Linked DNA regions of Homo sapiens: region 1 is linked to region 2. A link is a contact called in ENCODE Hi-C or POLR2A ChIA-PET data. All regions are on one chromosome and are shown on one strand. Each heading gives the region's core, a stretch centred on a gene start or an enhancer-like site at or near the end of the contact. The rest is flanking DNA. Distances are from core to core; before and after follow the strand shown. Region 1 overlaps RREB1 (ras responsive element binding protein 1). Region 2 overlaps LOC101928004 (a long non-coding RNA gene).

Region 1 (4,875 bases), core at 754-3,253, 450 kb before region 2:
GAGAATCACTTGAACCCGGAAGGCGGAGGTTGCAGTGAGCTGAGATTGTGCCTCTGCACTCCAGCCTGGACGACAGAGAGTCTGTCTCAAAAAAATAAATAAATACAATAAATAAACACACTTCAGAGTCTAAACAAGTGTCTAGAATTAAGATTTTCTAGCATGTAGCTAAGACTTCCATTAAAATTTAGATCTGCTGCCTCCCCTTCATTTCATTTTATTTTATTTCCCTTCATTTTAAAAAGACACCTTAAAAAAAGGTCCACCGGGTAGCGTCCTGGAAGCACACAGGACAGCAAGGAGAGGATGGTTTTAGAGAAAGAGGGCTAGGCTGAGAGACTTGACCTTGAAACTTCCATCCTCTTGCCCTTGGGTGTAAATGATTTGAATATTGAGAATGTCTTGCAATATAAAGCCAGAGTTCACGAGGCTGTTTGTTTTGGGTTCTATTAGGCCTGAGGGAGTCACAGAGCTTGAAGAGCGGAAAAGTACAAAAGAGTTATTAGAAGAAACTCTAAGACACCCCTTACCTCCATCAACAATGCTTCAGAAAAAAAAAAAAAAAAAGGAAAGACTAGTAGCACCCTAAAGATGACTCCTGTAGGTGAAGTGTGACAGAAAGCCTGGGTCTGGTTGTTGGTGGAGGCTGCTGAATTTCTGGATTTGCACTCCCACAAGATTTACGCAAAGTCAACGGAGGCAGGAGGACTAAGAGAGGGCGGAAGTCCCTCTGTGGGAGGAGGGAAAGGCCAGCCCCCAAGCCCCGGGGGAGATACGGGACAATGCTATGTAAAGCCAGAAACAGAAGATTAAGGGGCAGGTCTCCAGGTCTAAGGAGACAGCAATGAAGAGATGAAAGATAAGGGCTGCATCCCAGCTTCTGAAAAACCCGAGGGTTTCTTTCCTTTTTTTTCTTTCTTTCCCTTTTTTTTTTTCTGTCGCCAAGGCTGAAAGCCTGTAACCTCTGCCTCCCTGGTTCAGGCGATTCTTGTGCCTCAAGCCTCCCGGGTAGCTGGGATTACAGGCGTGTGTGCCACCACACCCGGCTAACTTTAATTTTTGCATTTTTAGTTGAGACTAAAATTGGGTTTTTAGGGTTTTGCCATGTTGCCCAGGTGGGTCTTGAACTCCTGGCCTCAAGTGATCTACCCGCCTCAGCCTCCCAAAGTGCTGGGATTATAGGCAAAAACCTGAGAGTTCTTTTTTTTTTTTTTCTTCATGTTTTTGAGACAGAGTCTCATTCTGTCGCCCAGGCTGGAGTGCAGTGACGCGATCTTGGCTCACTGCAATCTCCGCCTCCTGGGTTCAAGTGATTCTCCTACCTCAGCCGTGCACCACCACGCCTGGCTAGTTTCTGTATTTTTAGTAGAGACGGGGTTTCGCCATGTTTGCCAGGGTGGTCTCGAACTCCTGACCTAAGGTGATCCAAACCGCCCCAGCCTCCTGAGGGTTCTTGAAGTGAAATCTAAACTCTGTCCTAAGGCCCCCAGGAAATGTGGAATAAGTTTAGATGCCTAGGATGATGGTAGAGGCCCTGAAAAAAATGTTCCCACAGACGACAGAACAGTGGGTTTTACAACACTTGACCAGGATGGGCACAGTGCAGAGTCTCCACAACACCCTCAAATACTTGGGATGGCTGATCCATACTATGTAAGAGCCTAGTTGACCAGTTCAGGCCAACCCACGACAGGCTACAAGTTTTAGTTAAGAGATCAGACACTAAAATGGTCTGAGCCAGGAGGGAGCTTGACAAACAGCAAAGGCATCTCTTGAAGGATGGGCTGAGTCTTGGCTAGGCTGGGGACAGAATCAAACCAGGCTAAATGTTCCACGAGGGCCATGCCTGTTCTGCCTGCAAAGCTCGGGGCAAAACTATCTCTTCTAACCACCTCACATGTGCTCTGAGGGCTGAGACAGCTGTGATGACGGCTTTGAGTTCCAGGAAGTTGATGTGTTTCTTGGCTTAGGGTCCAGGCTATGCCTTGGATAGGGCGGCAACCCAAGAAAGTCACCCCCACCCCCCCACACCGGCAACCCGTGGCTGGCACAGGCTTTGGTAAGACAGGAGCCTTAGAGCAGGCCCCTACACCATGGGGCACCGTGAGCTGCTTCGTCCAACTCTGATCTTCTCTTCCTGGGTGAGAAGGGACTCCTAAGAGATTGGGGAGAGCTGGGCATGGTGGCTCATGCCTATAATCCCACCACTTTGGGACGGAGAGGCAGGAGGATCACTTGAGGTTAGGAGTTCAAGACCAGCCTGGGCAACACAGCAAAACCCATCTCTGATACAGAAAAAAAAGAAGCCGGGGTGGGGGGATGCATCCCTTGGTACAGGCCACATTCAAGACAAAAGTGCAGAGGTGAAGGGGGGCAGCAAACTTGGGACCCAAGATATATATGTCGGCCTCCTCTTTGGGTATCTTCTGAGCTCCAGAACACTCCTATACTCTCATCCTCTCAAGACTACAGCAAGCCAGGCACAGTGGCTCATGCCTCTAATCCCACCACTTTGGGAGGCCAAGTGGGAAGATCACTTAAGACCAGGAGTTTGAGACCAGCCTGGGCAACGAAGTGAGACCACATCTCTATAAGAAATTTAAATATTAGGCAGGTATGGTAGCACCCTCCTGCAGTCCCAGCTACTTGGGAGGCTGAGGCAGGAGGATTGCATGAGCCCAGGAGTGCGAAGCTGCACTGAGCTAGCATGACGTCACTGTACTCAAGCCTGGTCAACAGGGCCAGACTTTATCTCCAAAAAAAAAAAAAAAGACTAATGGTCAGGCTCTTTAACCTGCCATTCAAGAGTCTCCATGCTCTGGCCTCAGTCCACCTTCTGGCCCCGTCGCACACCAGTCCCCTTGGTTACCCTTTCTGCTCAGTTCCTTGCCCCAGAATATCTGCCTGCACCCCTCTCCTGACCTCATCCCTCATGGCCATGTTCCACATGACTCCCACTGACCCATGGCTCGTGGTTCCAAATTCCAGGACACACTCACCTCTAATGTTGCCATCACACCCATCACACTTCATCATGGCTAACCATTTTTGAGCACCATGTGCCACATGCACTGTCTCATTTAATCCTCAAAACAACAACCATGAGGATTGTTCCCAGTGTACAGCCATAAAGACAAAGGTTGAGAGGGACTGAGTCACTTGTCTCCAAGATCCTAGAGCTGCTGCGTGGTAGAGCAATGTAATAAATCCAGTTGCTGAACTCTGTTAAATTTCTTTTGGAAAAGTGTGCGACTCCTGGCCCATGGCTGGAGAGCACAGGTGTGCTCCCTTAGTCACGTTCTCTGACTTCTAATAATCTCGCTCTGCATCACTGCTGCCCTTCCAGATGCTCTGCACCTGGCTTTCCATTTCCGTCCCCGTCAAGGCAGGAAGGCGGAGTGCTCTCCTCCCCCTTCACCTCTGCCCTCCTCTCCCTGGCAGGAGGCAGAACTGGACTTCCACCTCAGTCTAAAAGGTTCGTTGCAGCGGGCAAGAGTTTGGAAACACTACGCTTGCTCTGCAAAGTGATGGGGCACTTCACGTTATATACCCTTGTGTTCTAGAAGCAGCCAAGCAAAGGAGGCTCTGCCTGAATCCTGAACAGTCTAGTCCTATCTGATGAGCTGACCTTGCAGAGAAGATCCACCAACACGAGGCAGGGAGAAATTAACTACTACAGACCCTCCACCAAACAAACCCCAAGGGCATGAGCATCCAGCCCTTTATTAGAAATGCAAATTCTCAGTCCCACCCCAGACCTACCGAGTCAGAAACCCTCTGGGGGCTGGCACAGCAGTGTGAGTTTCTGAGTTAACAGCTCTCTGGAGGCTTCCATCCAGCCCTGAGAACCAGCTCATGAAGAAGCTCAGGATCTCACTGAAAACCTTCCTTTAGTGAGGATTTGGGAGAAGCTGCTTGGCTTATCATACACCTCCAGAGCAAAAACCAAGGCCCTGGGTCAGAGACAAAGATCCCCATTTCTAACTCTGGCTTTATCTACCACAATAAAAAATAATAATAAATGAGGGACAGGGAGGAATGGATCTATGCAGGGCTTCCTCAGGAACAAACACACATCAGAGGTAGGCTTCAGACAGGCAAGGCCAGCCTGCAGTGCATGGCTGGCAAAACCACATGGCCTGGGCCTTCACGCAGCCCTGGATCCTAAAAGCCTTCTCTCCAGCAAACAGCAGTTGCCAAGCCTGTGGTACTTCCCGAAAAGCTCCTTGGAGGTGGTTGTGGATCACCTCCAAACCTGAGCCCTTCAGCCAGGATTCCTGGTGGCCCCGGATACCCTCCCTCACCTCTCTGCTGCTCCTGGGCAGTGAGGAGTGAGCAACAAGGGGCAGGTGACGGGGAGAACAGTTAGGGAGATGACCTCAAGGGGAGACACGCAGCCCTGGGGTTCCCTCTTACAGCCTTGGAAACTGCTCACCATCTACTACAGTTTATCTCTTAATGGGACCAGAGGGTGGAGGAAGGAAAATCAGAGGTCATTCTCACAGGCCAGGGTGTCTGCTCCTTACTCTGACTAGGTTTCAAATACCCCGCTGGTCTTGACCTGGAGCATTTTATTAGAAATAACACAAGCTACTGATGCTCCTTTTCAAAAGCAATGTCGGTTGTTCTTAGGTAAAGGAAAACTTCAATATTTTGTAAAGTGTGGGGGAAGGAGCAGCTTAATGCAGAGTAATAGGTTCCATGCAGGAAGCAGCTTCTCTTAAAAATCACTTGGACATTTAAATTATTACATTAAATATAACTTCAGCAGGGAGGCACACATTGACTGGGGAGACAGGGTCCCTGCCTACCAAATTTATCTACGTCAGTCAGATTGAGTATTTAAAACATGATCCACGGGAGAGCTAGGGAGAT
Region 2 (5,066 bases), core at 2,442-4,941:
GTTTTGCCTCATTCAATGCCCCTGACTATTTCCATCTTGCCATCTTTGTTACATTGGTTTGTTGTCCATTTTGAAAATTCTTTGTTAATTTCTACCTACTTCCTCCAACATTTACTCCTTCCTCTCTTTCTAACTTACCCAATTACTGTCCTAACTGGTTTTTTCCTTCCTTACCATCCTTATTTTGCTGACTTTTTTTTTTGCCCTTCTATTCTCTGCTTCAACATCCCCCATGCAACCCCAGACCCCGTCCCTCTCGCTGTTTCCAAGCACTGTTGACATCCCCCTTGCCCCCTGCTGTGAAGGCCTAGGCTAGGCAGAACATGCCTCACAGACAGTGCACAGCGGGGAAGGCAGCCTGTGGGAGGTGGCGACTCTGAGGCTCTGAATATCAGAGCTGGGCCCTCACAAGGAAGGGCTCCTCTGCTATGTCTTGTCCAAAACTTTCATCATGTTACCCGTAGGAAGTCATAAAGGTCCCTCTTTACCAAATTTGCTGGTTACTGAATGTTGAGAGACTAACATTTAGTGGGACAGAATCAAGATCCAAAACATCTTGGAAGGCATGGAAATAGGCTGATTCTAACAGGAAAATATGCCACTGTCTTCACCTGGAGTGGGGGGGGGGGTGGCAAATGAATCGCACAGGAGCAGGATAACGGAGCTGTAGCTGAGGAGTGAAAAAGACTTAAAAGGGTTTTAGTCAAAAGTAGGGTAAAAGAAGCCACCAGCAGATGTGGACCCCACAAAGCTCATTTGAGGTTAGACTTGAGAGAAATACAATGGAGTGAGCAGCTGGTCACACACCACACTCAAAAAGGAAATGGCCAGCCATCCACATTTGTCAAGAGCAACCAGGGACAGGTCGAAAGAATTAAGCATGGGGCTGGGCGCAGTGGCTCATGCCTGTAATCCTAACACTTTGGGGAGGCCAAGGCAGGCGGATCACCTGAGGTCAGGAGTTTGAGACCATCCTGGCCAACATGGCGAAACCCCATCTCTACTAAAAATACGAAAATTAGCCAGGCATGGTGGTGTGTACCTGTAATCCCAGCTACTTGGGAAGCTAAGGCACAAGAATCACTTGAACCCAGGAGGCAGAGGTTGCAGTAAGCCCAGATCGTGTCACTGCACTCCAGCCTGGGCAACAGAGCAAGACTCCATCTCAAAACAAAACAAAAAAAAGGCTGGGTGTAGTTGGCTCATGCCTGTAATCCCAGCACTTTGGGAGGCCGAGGTTGGACAGCTCATGAGATCAGGAGATCAAGACAATCCTGGCTGACATGTTGAAACCCCGTCTCTACTAAAAATACAAAAAACTAGCCAGGCATGGTGGCACACACCTGTAGTCCCAGCTACTCAGGAGGCTGAGGCACAAGAATCACCTGAATCTGGGAGGCAGAGGTTGCGGTGAGCCGAGATCACACCACTGCGCTCCAGCCTGGGCAACAGAGCAAGATTCCATCTCAAAAAAAAAAAAAGTGCAGGGAAAAAAGGATGTGATAACAGTATTCAGATAATGAGGAAGAGAAATCAGACATTAGGCTGCAAGGCAGAGGACTAAGTTCACTGGAGTTAGGCTTCATTTTCAACAGAGACGCACTTCACAGTAGCCGAAGTTGTCCAATGATGGATGGGCTGCTTCATGAGGAAGTATGTCTCACTTTGAAAAAGTTTGAATATTTGGTGCAATGTTTCCAAAGAGATTCAAACGTTGGATATGTTCTTAAACAAGACGGCAATCATAACCATTTATGGTTGATACTAATGCTAAAACAATAGGAATAACATTAATTGGGCACTTACTATTGATATGTGGTGCTCAGTGTTTTCTGTACATTATCTTATTTAAACCTTTACCGTAACACTGGGGTAGTTACATTACTACCATCTTAGGGGTGAAGAGTGAAGCCTTTTTGGTGAGTGCAAGTAAAAATCTGACAGGTCGAGAGACCTGATAATTGCATTATGGACATTGGAGGGATAGAGTAGAATGGCATGGTTTTTTTCCATTATGGCTGCAAACAAGGGCAGGTGCTTTCTGCACTTTGTATAGGAATGGCACAGCTGCAAGGCAGACAAGAGGGCCCCCAAAGGAATCTAACAGAGCTGTCAACTAGGTGGAATTAGTCTACCAGAAAAGATATTGTATAAATATTCATGCAATATAATTTTTGTCCAGCTTATTAGTTCTTTGGGATAATTTACTAGGAAAATTTCATGAAAACTACCTGTCAGTTTGACTTTGGAATTACTGTACCCATGATTTTTTCTGATGCCTATAGGATTAGAGAGGACTGACTCAGTCCCTCATGATTCCCTGGATCAACAGCCAGTATTACTTCTTACTATTTGACAATTTCAACAGAAAGATTGAGTTGTTTTATATCTTATCCAGCTTTTAAATGGTTGTCAGTGGGAAATGTAGTCCAAATACCTAGCCTAATGCTATTGGAAACTGGAAGCACTATCAGTGAAGTTCCCCATTCAGTTATAGGCGCACTCTATGCTAGACTGAGTGATATTTCTATGGTTAGTACGCCCCCGGGGTTAGAGGCTCCCTGGTCTTTGTCAACTGAAACCGCTGAATTGAACAAGGAAGGAGAAAGAGGAGTTCCAGAGGCAGATCAGATGCTGATGACCAAGAGTACGGAACTTGGCCACTCACGGGGCCTGCCAAGGTCCTAGCACGTAGTGTGCAGAGGGCAGGATCTGAAAATGAAGTGTTTGTGAATGGTGTGCAACAAACAGTAACCACTTCCTAAAGAATAGTCAGGCACAGTGACAGATTGGACAACAGCGAGAAGGGACTGGCTAAGGACTGGCCGCCTGGGTTCCGAGGCCAGAGTGGGGGAAAGGAAATGCAATGAGAAGGGGGATGGGGAGAAGGCAGTGAGAACCCCACCACCCCAGCTCTGGGCTTGTGAGCAGGTGGTGAGACCTCAGGGCTGGGGTTTGGTCACCTGTCACCCCTCACCTCTGCTAGACGCTTCAATCTGCCCAGGCCCTTTGGGGGCAAAGGTCTTCCAATGAGATGGTATCATGAATTCAGGCCTGTCCCGAGGAGCTTGCACGGAGAAATGAATAGTAAGATTACACAAGCCTCCTCCCTCCCTGCCTCTGGTGACCCAGATGGAGGGGGAGGCCCACCGTGCTGCCCCAGGCTTTTTCCAGCACGAAGGAGTTCTTCCTTGGGGTGGAACCCCTTGGTGAATTAGGAAGAGATGTGCGGTGGGAAGAAGAGAATGGTGCAGTGGGAGGAGGGGCAGAGGCCAATCCTGAACGCCCCAGGGGCCCTTTGCAATGCAGAGCGGTCCTGGCAGGGGACGCCCAAGTGGCGCTCGAGTTGGTCCCAGGGAGGGATGCCACGTTCTTACCTCTAGCAAGGCCTGGGTACGAGCTGGGGTTGTGACACGTGTGTGTTCAGAGCCAAGCGGCTGGTCCCTGAATTGGGTCACCTCAGACGGGCAACGGTTGATCTATCCCGATTGCTGAGATGAGATTTCGTCCTTCCTTGTAAAACCCAGCTGTGCCCCCCGGCTTCTGCCAGCACCAAGGCACTCCTTTGTCCTAGCGTTCCAGGAGGCTGAAGAGCTGAGTAACCCAAAGGGCATGGCGCCCAAGCCGCCTCAGCGCGCTGTCTGCGAATGGGCTCTAGGCGCTGGGTCGGGCTGCTGGGCCCGGCTGCTGGGCCCCAGGGGCTCTAAGGGGACAGGATGTGTTGGGACCTTCACTTATCTTCCTAGCACGTGCGGGGGCTGCAGCCCAACTTCCCCAAGAGCGGTGTCTCCCTGGCACAGCTTTGGAGTTGGAGGGATCGCCCCCTCCCCTGCCTGTCTTTCTAACTTGTTTTTCTGCTGACGCTGGAGCCACGGTACTTTTGCTTTTTGAAACACCCTGTAATTGGAAGAAGAAAAAAAAAAGACGAGTCTGCTCAGTGTTATGAGACAGGCACGTGCTGCCCTCTAATGGCTCCTGCCTTGTGGGTTTCCAGGCTCCCCGGGGAAGGGGCGCCCCAGGCCTGCCTTCCTGGAGGGTCTGCGGAGGGTTTCCTTCCTCCGGGTAAGCGGGCCCCTTTCCCTGCAGCCTGCTCAAGCGTCGGGGAAAGATGTCCGAAGACAGGTAGCTTTGTGTGGCTGGCTGTGAGAGGAGAACGGTCCTACATTCCACTCCAGACCAGGAGCGTTTCTTGGAGCCATGTACCCTACCAGCTTAGGAAGGAGTTGCTCATCCTCCCTCGCAGTCCCTCTGTGTCTACAAAGGAAAGCACAGCGCATGGCAAAGGCCGGTCAGCAGGCTCGTGCACGCAAACAGGCTTCCTTTTCCTGTCCTGCTGGCCAGAGGGGATGCGGGGGATGGGGTAAAATGCTGCTGATACCCCCCTCAGACTTTCCACTGGCAGCCTCCGGAACCTACTCAAAAGCCGAACACAAACCTCTTGAAAAAAAACATCAGAGTTAATGTTTGCAGAAACTGAAGACATTGGTTGGACATAGTCCAGTTCTGTTTAGAGGGGAAACTAGGATTTAATCAAGGAACAAAGTTCATAGGTGTGGGAGGAAAACCTGGGAAACGTTCTGTTTTGGTAGCTGGAAAGCTTGTCTCCAGAAGTGAAGGAAAGAAGCTGAAAGAGGAACTTGTATTTTCCTCCAGCGAGCTCAGATCCTGGCAAAGGGAGAGCGTGATGCTGGTGCGAGCTCTGTGGCTCGGTGGGAAACAGTGCAAAAGTTAGTGTTCCCAAGTTTAGAACGTTTTATGTAGTAAGGGTTCTTGGAAAAGTGCAAACAAAGCAGAGTGGTCCTTCTTGAGCTTTTCCTAAGTTGGGAGTTACTGGTCACAGAGCTTAATGAGGCAGTTCCTGTGGGAGCGGCTGCTCGGGGTGGCAGACCACTGCTAAATTCTGCCCCCGGAAGGGTGATGGAGGCAGAAAGTGGAGAAGGCTGGGTTGAAATCTGACTGAATGAGCCTCATTTTCACAGGAGGGTTAGACAAGAAGTCCCTTTCCTGGCTGGCCACTTCTTGTAGAAATGGAGAAGCATTTTTATTTTTTACCTTATTTAGATCTT

What was found. A loop is a pair of places that touch in the nucleus more often than their neighbours do. ChIA-PET counts read pairs that join two places held with the same protein, here RNA polymerase II (POLR2A). Pooled maps may share reads with other maps.
Region 1: a pooled map shows a loop between it and region 2 (2.2-fold over the local background). The contact joins two enhancer-like sites. A Hi-C loop is called at or near these places in 1 of 168 maps with a recorded cell type or tissue (K562) and 3 of 50 pooled maps. POLR2A ChIA-PET finds 5 or more read pairs at or near these places in 2 of 52 experiments (BJ and WTC11).

What each region holds. Positions count from the first base shown.
Region 1 is chr6:7,169,844-7,174,718 of GRCh38, reverse strand. All of the region lies in intron 1 of RREB1 (ras responsive element binding protein 1), which reads right to left. Among named protein-coding and RNA genes, the nearest start is that of RREB1, 64 kb to the right of the region's middle. RefSeq lists an enhancer at 4,750-4,875. Within about 2 kb of position 2,003, at least 8 of the 41 ENCODE cell types and tissues checked have a DNase peak (open chromatin) inside an H3K27ac peak, as active enhancers do.
Region 2 is chr6:6,723,612-6,728,677 of GRCh38, reverse strand. The region is part of intron 2 of LOC101928004 (a long non-coding RNA gene); the gene reads left to right. It overlaps LOC101928047 (a long non-coding RNA gene), which reads right to left. Exons shown (of 6, transcript XR_001743949.2): 5 at 3,378-3,897. Among named protein-coding and RNA genes, the nearest start is that of LY86-AS1, 100 kb to the right of the region's middle. RefSeq lists enhancers at 3,826-3,885, 3,202-3,895. Within about 2 kb of position 3,691, at least 29 of the 41 ENCODE cell types and tissues checked have a DNase peak (open chromatin) inside an H3K27ac peak, as active enhancers do.